Regions from separate parts of the Mus musculus genome. Here region 1 is linked to region 2. A link is a loop called in an ENCODE intact Hi-C map of the cell type or tissue named here. Cell type or tissue: heart. All regions are shown on one strand. Each heading gives the region's core, and the rest is flanking DNA. Links, peaks and the distances in the headings are about the cores only.

What was found. Peaks named below come from ENCODE experiments on the same cell type or tissue, not always from the same donor. Only the 100,000 strongest peaks of a DNase experiment are listed, where the experiment ranks them.
Region 1: it touches region 2 in a loop (2.6-fold over the local background); 1 of 42 quality-filtered maps calls a loop at or near these places.

The regions. Positions count from the first base shown.
Region 1 is chr13:28,769,628-28,775,005 of GRCm38, reverse strand. 2610307P16Rik (RIKEN cDNA 2610307P16 gene) reads left to right here. Exons shown (of 8, transcript NR_045054.1): 3 at 2,340-2,387. Among named protein-coding and RNA genes, the nearest start is that of Mir6368, 61 kb to the right of the region's middle. In heart, for the core only: no CTCF peak of the experiment used is centred there; no DNase peak of the experiment used is centred there; H3K4me3 peaks cover 469 bases; H3K27ac peaks cover 905 bases.
Region 2 is chr13:28,930,697-28,936,074 of GRCm38, reverse strand. No RefSeq gene overlaps it. Among named protein-coding and RNA genes, the nearest start is that of Gm46406, 12 kb to the left of the region's middle. In heart, for the core only: no CTCF peak of the experiment used is centred there; DNase peaks (open chromatin) are centred at 2,484 and 4,614.

The sequences.
Region 1 (5,378 bases), core at 252-5,251, 160 kb after region 2:
GTGTGTGGCTGCGTGTGTGCATGCGTACATGTGTGACCCTTCAGTTAAGTGCATGTATATGTGTAGAGCCCAGCACTCTCCTGAGGTGTGCTCAAGGCAGCACACGTGAGGCCAAGGCTCCTGCACATCCCAATTAGCGAAGCCCTCCTGCTGTGGTCAGGGAGAAGAGTCTGGATTTGAGTTAGGGCTAGCTAAGTGCAGGCTGCTTTTTCATGCGGTCTCTGCAGATCTGTCTCATTAGCACCCTAAGGGCAATGGGAAGTTGGAAAGCTGCTACCATGTGCACAGTTGGTATTTTCTGCTGTGTGTAGCGGTAGCAACCATTTTATTTACCCAAGCTTTTTTTTTTTTTTTTTTTTTTTGCATCTCAGGATATTAATTGTACTTAATCGGGGAGGCTGCTAATGCTGAATTATTTTAACTCTGCAGGGAGCCAGAGCAGGTGTGTCCTGGTTATGACTGCTGATCTACCAAGTAGTTTTCTTGCTACCCGAGTCACAGGACAAATGTGCTTTGCCAATTACGTATATATAGCCCAGTAAGGGGAGAAAAATGACCTTGAGCCCCCAAGATCTTGATGGTTGCTTTCTGAAGTGTATTCACCTATTGAAGATGCACCACCGCCCAGGCCCAGGAGGAATACTGTCCATTTTTAATCCCTAGACAATTATTTCCCCTGAAAAACAAAAAAGAAGTCACCCTGAAATAACTGAATCTGCCCTGACTTGCCAAGAACTTTTTTTTCTTGGAATTAGATTTTCAGAAAATAAAGACTTTGTGGTATAGCTACCAAAAAATGTGAAGGGTAACAGAACTTCTAAGTTTCCTTCTATGTCAAGAACAACTTGCTGTTATGAACTCCACATGTGTTTAAAGGGGGGATATCAGGGAAAGACAAATACAGATTTTAAGTAAAATGTAAATTTTTTGTTTGCTTTTTGGAGACAGGGTCCCATGTAGCCCAGGCTATCCTCAAACTCTTCAAGTACCCAAGGATGACCTTGCAACTCTAGATCCCCCTGCTAATTCCTCTCCACGCTGGGATTCTAAGTGTGTATATGCAAGCCTGGGTAAAAGTGTCATTAGCTAATTTTGTTCTCTACTCTATTGAGTAATTATTTTGTAATCAAACATGTGCTCATAAAATACCAGAGTTTTAGAAAGATAAGCCTGGGCACAGAAAACAAAGTTGACCTTTGATAGAATCTTGCATTTCTCTTTAAGTCCTAGAGTCAATGTTCACTAAGGTTTTGATGTGATAACAGTGGTGGCCTGGTACCCAAAGTGCTGTTAGGAAGTTCTTCTCTGAGGTCACCAGCTGTGACTGCCATTGCTACTTCTGTGACAGGAACAGTTTCTTGTACATCCTCCGATGTAGCTCTGGAGCCCTCTGTTGCTGGCAGTGCTAAGTTGGGTAGGCCAGAGGTTAACATCGGATGTCTTTCTTCAGCACTCTCTACCTTGGATTTGCAGGCAAGGTCTCTGATTCTCCTGGAACTCCACCAAGTAGTCTAAGCTAGCAGGCCAGTAAGTCTAGGGGTCTGCCTATGTCCTCTCCCCAGCACCTTTTACAAGAGCATGCTACTGTGCCCACCTTCCAACTAGGTGTTAGGAGTAGAGTGCAGGTTCTTATGCTTGGATGGCAAGTACCACCAGCTGACCCATCTCCCCAGCCCTACTGACATTAGGTTTACATAATTGTTTTAAAGGCTAAATGAAGTCAGCTACATAAATCGCTAAGGTAAGGGTTGGACAGATGTCAACTGGATGACAAAGAACACTGGCTGCTCTTTCAGAGGATCCTGGGTAAATTTTCAGCATCTTGTGTGGCAGCTCATAACTTATCTGTAACGTCAATTCCAACTCCTCCTTCTATTCTGGTCTCCATGGCTATCAGGGATGTAAATGGTACACATACATAATGTAGGCAAAACACTCACACACATTAAAAAATGCACTAGGACACATCACACCACTGCTGTGTCACACCACCCACCCCCCCCAATCCCCCGAAACACATACCCATGGCATCTCAGGGGTAAAGTGGAGTCCTCTTAGCTTTGAGAGTCACTCTGGAGGAATTTATCACCAGATCATGAAAGTCTAGGCTTGGAGTGGCTACATAGCCTACAAGCCATGCCTTAGCGCAGAGCAGCCAGACGGGAGCTGTGCCCATCCTTGCTGAAGGTTCCTAGCTTTGCTGAAGGGTCTGGAGAGTTAGTACTCTGCAGCGAGTCTCTGATGTGGCCCTACAACAGTCAAGTGCCAGGAAGTGTTAGGCCCTGTAAGGACCGTGGTTCCTCTTACACTGTGTAACTCAGTTTCCCTTTCTCTCATAGCACGCCCACGGGACTGCAGAAGCCTTCACACCCACCCAGCACGCTCAGGTAAGAGATTTTTCCTGGATGGGAGGGTTTCTAGATGACAGATCTTCATGATTGTGTGTGTTACTCCAGGTTGTGCCTTGCTTAGTCCATCCTAAAGTCCCAGTCTTCTATATCTTCCTCTTCTTTTCACTGCTATTTATTTTGGGTGTCTTTAAAAATTATTTTTCTCTCAAAGTAGCTTACTTTTATGTATTTATATGTGTATTTTTTTCTGTCATAATACTTTACTTTTATGTATTCGTCGTGTATGTACCTTTTGGTAATTTAAAACATGCATCATTTAAATTAGCATTCATTAAACCCTAATTTTAAGCTAAAGGTTACTCTGAGGAGGCAGGTCACTCTGCTTTTCCATTGCTAATCCTAACCACAGTGCTTTGAGGTTTTTTTCCCCATATGAGTCCCTTAAAGAAGAGAACTTTTTTTTTTTTTTTTTTTGTAAATGTAAGTACCATTTCTTCTGCCCAGTGTAGTAGCCCGCAGTCATAGTTAAGCCCTTCGTATGTAGGAAGCAGCCAATGTTCAGTTGTCCAAACGCAGCCAGGGAGTTAAATCCAAAGCACAGAAGGTCAGCAGCAGGCACAGCACAGGTGAGCAGCTAGAGATGCAAATGGTAATGAAAAAAATGAAGATAAATAGACCCATCCCCTGCCTAGGCTCTCAGGGATTCATGCCTTCCAGATGATTTCCAAGCTAGTGGAATCAAGCAAACCACTGGCGTACAGATGCTAACTATTGAGTCTCTGCTCACCCTGTTTTGCTTTTGTCATTGTCTTTAACATGACAACACATTGTGAAGCACTTCACATTGGTAAGAGAGTGTGTTGTGTATCACCTGGATTGCTCCAGTCTTCCATTGGCGTCTTTCATCCATACTAAGCCAGCTTCAGTCTCCTGGTGCAGAAGTGTAAACTTAGCCTGCTTCTGTGTTATGAAGTGTATCTAGGAACTGGGGACAGAACTGGTGACCATATTATTCTGGGACAGAAAAGACAATGGATTTTTTTAAAGAAGATGTATTTATTTTTATGTACTTGATGATTTGCCTGCATGCATATTTGTGTGAGGGTGCCAGATCTCCTGGAACAGGCTTTAGAGACAGTTGTGAGCGTCATGTGGTGTTTGGACTTGAACCTCAGGTCCTCTGGAAGTGCTAGTGCTCTTAATGGCTGAGATTTCTCTCCAGCCCAAGACAATGAAGTTAAATATCTGTGAGGATTCAATAAAGAGACATGCTTCTTTGAGGGTGTATTTTCAGAACCGGGTTTCTCAGCTGCTGACTGACATCTGAATCACTTGTTTGACTAGAGGAGATTTGTGATTTTATTGGGGTGGTGGGGCAGGGTTTAACGGCCCTCCGAGTGCAGTCATGGTTGCAGGCCCTTACCTGTCATATGAGCAAATGCGCTGAGAATTTCAGTTCTTCAGCCCCGAGAGGCCTGATCTAAGGTCCATTCTCGTGCTATCTCTGTGTGTGGTTGTTGTGATCTAGCTGGTGTCCACTGTTCTGGGATCTCTAGGTATGGGGTGTCTAGGTATGTGAAATTTTGATTACGGTTTCCTGGTTGTCTGTAGGTGACATCGCTAGGCTGTGCATTTCTGTAGCATGCTCGTGACAATCCCTTTCGCCTCTGTCCTTTAATGTCACCTCTGTCCTTTTCTGATTATAAGTGGACTCAGCTCCAGGAAAGGGCCTCTCAGAGACTGACACTGCGTTTTGCAGCGCGAAGTGTTTTCATTTTTCTGAGACTATCAAGGGGGCCAGAGCTTTCCTTGCGATCTCCGAAATTGTGGAGAGGAAAAGTTGAGCTCTGTTTGCTGATGGGGCGTTGAAATGGTCTACGGGAAAAGGGAACGGAGACAAGTTCTTGGCAGGGTTTATCACCTGCCTCTCCCAGCCCCAGCTTCTGGCAAGCACGATTAGAAATTGACTCCTCTCCTCCAAGATTGCTAGCTTGCTTGCTGCACGCTGCCTCTCCGTAGTTAATTCGCCATCTCTCACACGTGTTATCCCCAAATCACAGAACTCATTAGAAATCAACAGCATGAATTTGGTCAGTCACATTTGCAGGATTAGCCAGATGTAAATCTGAGTTGCAGTTGGGAGGTTTCCTGTGTGTCATTTAAAAATAAATAGACCTCTAGCTTTGAGTAGAAACAGATTAAAAAAGGAAAAAAAAAAAACCTGACTTTGTGGAAAACACATTTTATTTTTCCAGTTTAAAAAGAAATGGGTCGGAGGGAAGGTTTTTTTCTTTTCTTTGACATCACTGCTTGGTTTAAGTCATGTTCTTTTCATCTCCCTGCTGCTTGCATTTGGGGTAGAAATAAAGTCTCAGTTTCACCTCCCAAGATGAGGAAGTTTAACCGTTGGTTCAGGAAATGATTTGTAACTGATAGCAGAGGCCTGAAGCCTGACTGGAGTCTGCCTGGTGAGACAGGCCCTCACCTCAGCTGCTCAGTAGGTTGAGACAGGAGGGTCTCAAGTTCAAGGTCTAAGCAGGCGTTAGAGTGAATTAGTTCAACACCAGCCCGGGTAACTTAGCAAAACCCTGTCTCAAATATAAAGTTAAAAGAGGGCTGGGGATGTAGCTCCATGGTCCATGCTCGCCTTGCCTGGGCCAGGGCCTGGGTTCTAGCCCCAGCTTTTCAAACAAACCAAACAAAACAAAATCTACCTGTGTGGTCTCCAGCAACTGTTTCCTTCTGGGGAAATAAACACACATTTTTGTGTTTCCCATACCACTTGGTGGAAAATCCTTACCATACAAGAGGTTATTTAGGTTGTATTGACCTTGACCGTGTTTGATTTTTCTTGCCCTTTGAAACAACACATTTCTCACAAAGAGAAACTGGAAGGATGGAGTTTTTATTTCCACGTGATTACAACATATGATTTATGTGATTAGAAAATTTCTGTTTTCTGTTGATATGCAAATTTCCTGCCAGCAGTCCTGAATATCACATGCCACCTGTTTCTAATTCCACAAA
Region 2 (5,378 bases), core at 300-5,299:
CTTGTGTCTCCTGGGCATAGCAGCCTGTGGAAGTGTCCACCTCTGCATGCGTGCAGAAACCCCCAAGTGCTTCCTTCCCTGTGGTTCACACGTGGCTCTGTGTTTTTGGAAGAGGGCAAATTTCCTCCTATCTCTGTGCCATCTCTGATTCAAGCTAGTCCTTCTGGGAGTAATATTACCCAAGTGTTTATACCCTGAGCCGAGCTCTCCACAAGTGACTGCATGTTTCCTGAAACCAACCATTGGCAGCTGTTACACAGACATTTTCTCCTTTTTAGATACCTATAATTACACCAATTATGCCAATCATTGATGTTTATAAAGGATTTAAATTTTTACACACCCAGAAGAGCCTGTCAGAATGCTGCATCCAAGGCAGAATACACCCCACAGAGGGGCCTATTTGACCGTCACAATTGCTTCAGAGAGTCCCTAAATTGAGAGTTAGCCCTGCGAGTGAGGCTTCTTGTTAGCCTGTATGTCTCAGGCAAGCTAATCCTGTCACTGGGGTAAAAATCTGTTTGGTTACCAACCACAGAACTCAATTTAACTTTTCAAAGGGAAGAATAATGGGCCCAATTCAATGAAATAGGTCTTCTGAGTTTACACCCTCTTCACTGCTCAGCACCAGATAAGTGGGGAGGTATTCTGCTACCTTAAGTCTCTGCCTCCCAACGGAATGAAGGACAAGGAGCACCCAGTTAGCATGCCAATCTGGCCCTGGAGAAACCAGTCTCCCTGCAAGTGCCTCCTAGCTGTGATGGCAAAAGAAAGCTCAATTTGTATATATATCTGCCTTTATTTAAAGGTTTTGCTCATCATTTTTTTTAATATAATAATCTTGAGAGTTAAAAAAAATTACTACATGGGAGCTAAAGATGTAGCTCAGTTGGAGAGCGCTTACACAGAGCCCTGGGTTATAGATCCACGCTACTGCATATGGTAAGGCGTGTCTGTAATCCATAGCACTCAGGAGGGGAAGGCAGGAGGACTAGGAAATCATGATCATCCTGAGCTACGTATGAAGGCAGGCTGGGATGTGTGAGGTCCTGTCTCAAGACAAAATAAAATTGCAAGAGGTTAGTGGTATGTGCCTACAATTCCAGTACGTGGGAGGCTGAGGCAGAAGTATTGCAAGCTAGAAGCCAAGCTAGAGCTACATAAGGAAGCTGCCACCACCCCCACCCCCCAAATTCCATGGGGATGTGGTTATAGCTCAGTGACAGCTTAGCCTGTCTTTAGACTCATGAGTTTAATTCTCCACAGAGCTGGACAGGCCGATTTGCCTACCAGTACACCCAGCACTCAGGAGCCTAAAGCAGGAAGTTTGCCCTAAGTTTGAGGGCTGCATAGGAGTTCTGGGCCAGCCAAGGGTACCTATCAAGATCCTCCCTCAAAAAGTCAAACAAACACAGGCATACACAGACGCACATGCACCTAAGTAGCCTGCCAGGCAGAACAATTGTTTTTTTGTTGTTAGTGTATACAAGGTTTATCTGGGCTTCCAGTAGAGCATGGACATGCTCTGTCTCCACACCTGGAAATTCAGATTTACCACGCTGAGGTGAAATTCAGACCCCTGCATGGCCTTAGTTAAGCACACATGTTTCTAATGCAGGCAAAAACATGTCAGAAATTCATTATCAATGTGTTTGCAAGCCCTTGCTTCAGAGGAGGCTTGTGTTGTGGGTGATACCCACTCCCATTAGGGGCGGAGGAGATTCTGGGGAAATGGCAGATGCCTAGGTTTAGCCACCAAAAGACAGAATTAATGCAATTACTCTCTGTGCTAGTCCAGAGAGAAGGAGAGGGGTATGGGGAAAGCGGGAGTGGGAGGGAGGGAGGGAGAGAGAGAGAGAGAGAGAGAGAGAGAGAGAGAGAGAGGTGCTTCATTTCCAGTCGGCCGCAGAATTTACTTATAATTGTGCAGTGTTTAAAGCAGCACATTTGAACACTCGATGTTTTTACAGACGGCTCACAAATTCAAGGAGTTATTATTACAGATATATTCAGTGTTTTTACAGACATTTAATGTCCCTTGGAACATTACATTCCTTTACAAATCCCCCTTCTGTCAAATTCTCTAATTTAATAGGATTATCCCCTAATGGAATGCTTTAACAATATTTCTCAAGTTAAGGTCTGAGAACCATCTATTTATTATGCAATCCACAAACCATATGCCGACCTTTCGTGAAAATGTTATCTGAAGCTGTCCAGGATGTTCATGTAGAGCTTCAGGCTCGTGTGCACAGTTGCAGGATTATCTTCACCAAGATGGGAGCGACTCAATAGCAGAAGCTCGCTTTCAGAGTTCACGTCGGCGGGTTCTGGGCATTATATGGATTCACTACTTTACTTGACTCTAGCCAGATCATGTGCAAATGTATCCAAGGTCACGGAAGCCAGTGAGCAACAGGAGAATGTGACCTCCTTCATGAATACAAACCAGGGGCAGCATGGAAACATGGCGTTGTGCCCGGTGGTAACTGGCACTCAGTGAACTACTGAGAGCTTAAAGCGTCTCTTCAGATAACTTCCCAGCCAGGTTTGCCAGTGCTTTCCCTGGGGACAGAGGGTCAGGCAACCTTCCAGCTGAGTCCTCTAAGTTCTTGAGAAGGGATGTTGAAGACCACAAGCTTCATCATTCAGCAATGAGCCTCTTGCTGACATTAAGGCTCAGCTGGCAAAGTACTTGTCTACCACGCACAAAGCCTTAGGTTCAATCCCAGTGCCATGTAAAGTCTATGCAGGGCTGTGCACAGCTGTCGTCTCAGCATTCCAGTGGTAGAATCAAGAGTACCAAGTTCAAGATCACCCTTGGATACTCAGTGAGTTCAAGGCCAACTTGGATATAGGAAATAATGTCTCAAAATAAATAAACTAGCAAATTACTAATCAGAATAGATGAGGTGGCTCCATGCATATAAAGGGACTTGCTCCCAAGCCAAATGACTTGTGTTGGATCCTTGGAACCACGTGGCAGAGGAAGAGACGTGACACTCCAAAGTTGTCTTCTGATTTCTACATGTGGACTGTGGCATGTGTGTAGAACCTCCCCCCCCCCCTCAACCCCAGGCACAAGCATACTCACACAAATAAATAAATAAGATATGATAACTTAAAAAAAAAACACCAAAAAAAAAACCCCAAAAAACAACTACACAATCCATATGTGTCTCACAACCCCCACGTCTTTCTAAAGTCGCAAAATCTTCTTGGAAGTTGGTCATGCTTAGATCTATTCGTCCTCTATTCTGTGGATCACTTTTGTGGGTATAAAGGCCCCAGCATCCCTACCTAATGTTTGTGGAACTCAACTTTCGAAAGTGGTTTTGGCTGGCACAGGATGACTCTGATCCTCTTGCTTCAGCAGTGCACAATCATTGGTCCAGCTCAGCTCCATTTCATTGACACACTAGCAGGGAGAAAGGTTCACCTTGTGTTTGGGGTCCTCTTATCTATGTAAAAGATGACAGCTGGTTGGGCAGCTGGTTAGGCCAGTCCTGTGCACAAGGAGAGAAGGGGAAAGAACCGTGCGGATCCTTTAAAGTTAGGGAACAGAAAAGAATGTTGTCCTTGCTTTCTTGTCCCCTGATGTAGAGAGAGGTCTTCATCTTTGACCCCTCTCTATCAGCTTTGTTTCTCAGTAGTTGGATGTCTTTATCCCACCCACCACCTCCACCACCACCACCACCACCCCTACCACCACCCCCACCACCACCACACCCCCCCACCACACCCCCCCCTCCTTTTTTTTTTTTAATTGGCTTGTAGAGAGGAGGGAGGTGGAGGAGGAGTTGAGGGCTCAAAAAGAGAGTCCTGCAATTAGCAGGAAGGTGATGGTGCAGTTTTTACTTTATGTTTGTAAGTTGAGTAAAGTTAAGATGCAAATTGTGATTTTCCTCATACACATCACACACACACACACACACAGACACACAGACACACACACACACACACACACACACACACACCTCAGTCCCTCCCCCTCCTACTGTTCCTGTTCCTTCGGGTGTTTTGGCCCAGTTGGAAGCTGATATTTAAAAGACATTTGATCTGCCTAATGGAAGCGGAAGAAAACAGGGATGACATCAAGGGGATTTCTGAGAAAGAAATTCTGAAACACAAGGGACAAAAGAATGAGTCACCAAGGCAGTCATGAGAACCGGCCTGCTCAGGCCTCAAACAGCTTGTTGTTGTTGTTGTTTTGGTTTTGTTGTTGTTGTTCTTGTTTGTTAGGAGAGATTGACAGTGTCCTGTTCTGGAGCATTTGGGGGTGGGGTCAATGGGGAACCTCTGGCCAGTCTTTCCTCCTGAGAATGCACCTGGGGGTGGGAATGATATTCAGGGATAAGTTCTGAAATGCACCTTTGGAAATATAGGTGGTTGGTACTGGAGGAACTACAAAGGTAAAATCCTGTGACAGAGGCTAGTCTGTGTCCTTCTCACCCCTGTGACAGAAAGGGGCAAGTTCTTTTTCTCAGACTCTGGCCTTCCAGGAGTGTCTGAGTAGCCAAGAGATGACCTAGGGCAAGTCTGGGGTGTGTAAGCAGGGAGGGAGGCAGGGTGTGTGTGACTGGGCAATTTTCCTGCTGGACAATGGGGGAGAGGCCATTGATGAGCAGCCAATTCCTGTTTCCTTCCTGTTTTGTGGGCGGAGGGTATGGGATCAGGAGCAGCTGGGGTCAAGAGGGAAAGGCCACCAAGAGGCTGACCATAGCCTGACATCCTAAGCAAGGAGACAGGTTGAGAGGAACAATATCCACGGACTGGTCCAACTCTTGTCTCACACGTGCTTGTCAGCAAGCATGAGGTCCGGAGTTCGATCCCCAGCGCCACTCCTAGAACACACACACTTACACATACAAATATTTACACACATGGATACACTTACACCATGTACACACAAACACAGATGCACAGACACTCACACACACACACACACACACACATACACACACACACACACCATGCATACACACAGATACACACACACACACACACACACACATAGCATGTCTGAAGAATCTGCAGATCTTGAGTTTCAAAGTAGAAATAGAGACTGCCATGAGAATCTATGCGTTGGAATAGAGACTGCCATGAGAATCTATGCGTTGGAATAGAGACTGCCATGAGAATCTATGCGTTGGTTTATTAAACTTGACATTTGCCTCGGCTTGAGAAGGCCCATTTGAAAACAAGACACAGTTTCACTGAGCATGGTCGTTCTCCATGCTATTTCAGACTTACATTTTCAGTGACCACAGCGTAGGATGAAAATCTCGAATATTTATGGAATTTACTGAGGAGCCCTGTAATCTGTCCTTCTGTCTGAGTCAGTCTGTCTGCTCACTAGGACACAGTCCTACAGGGAC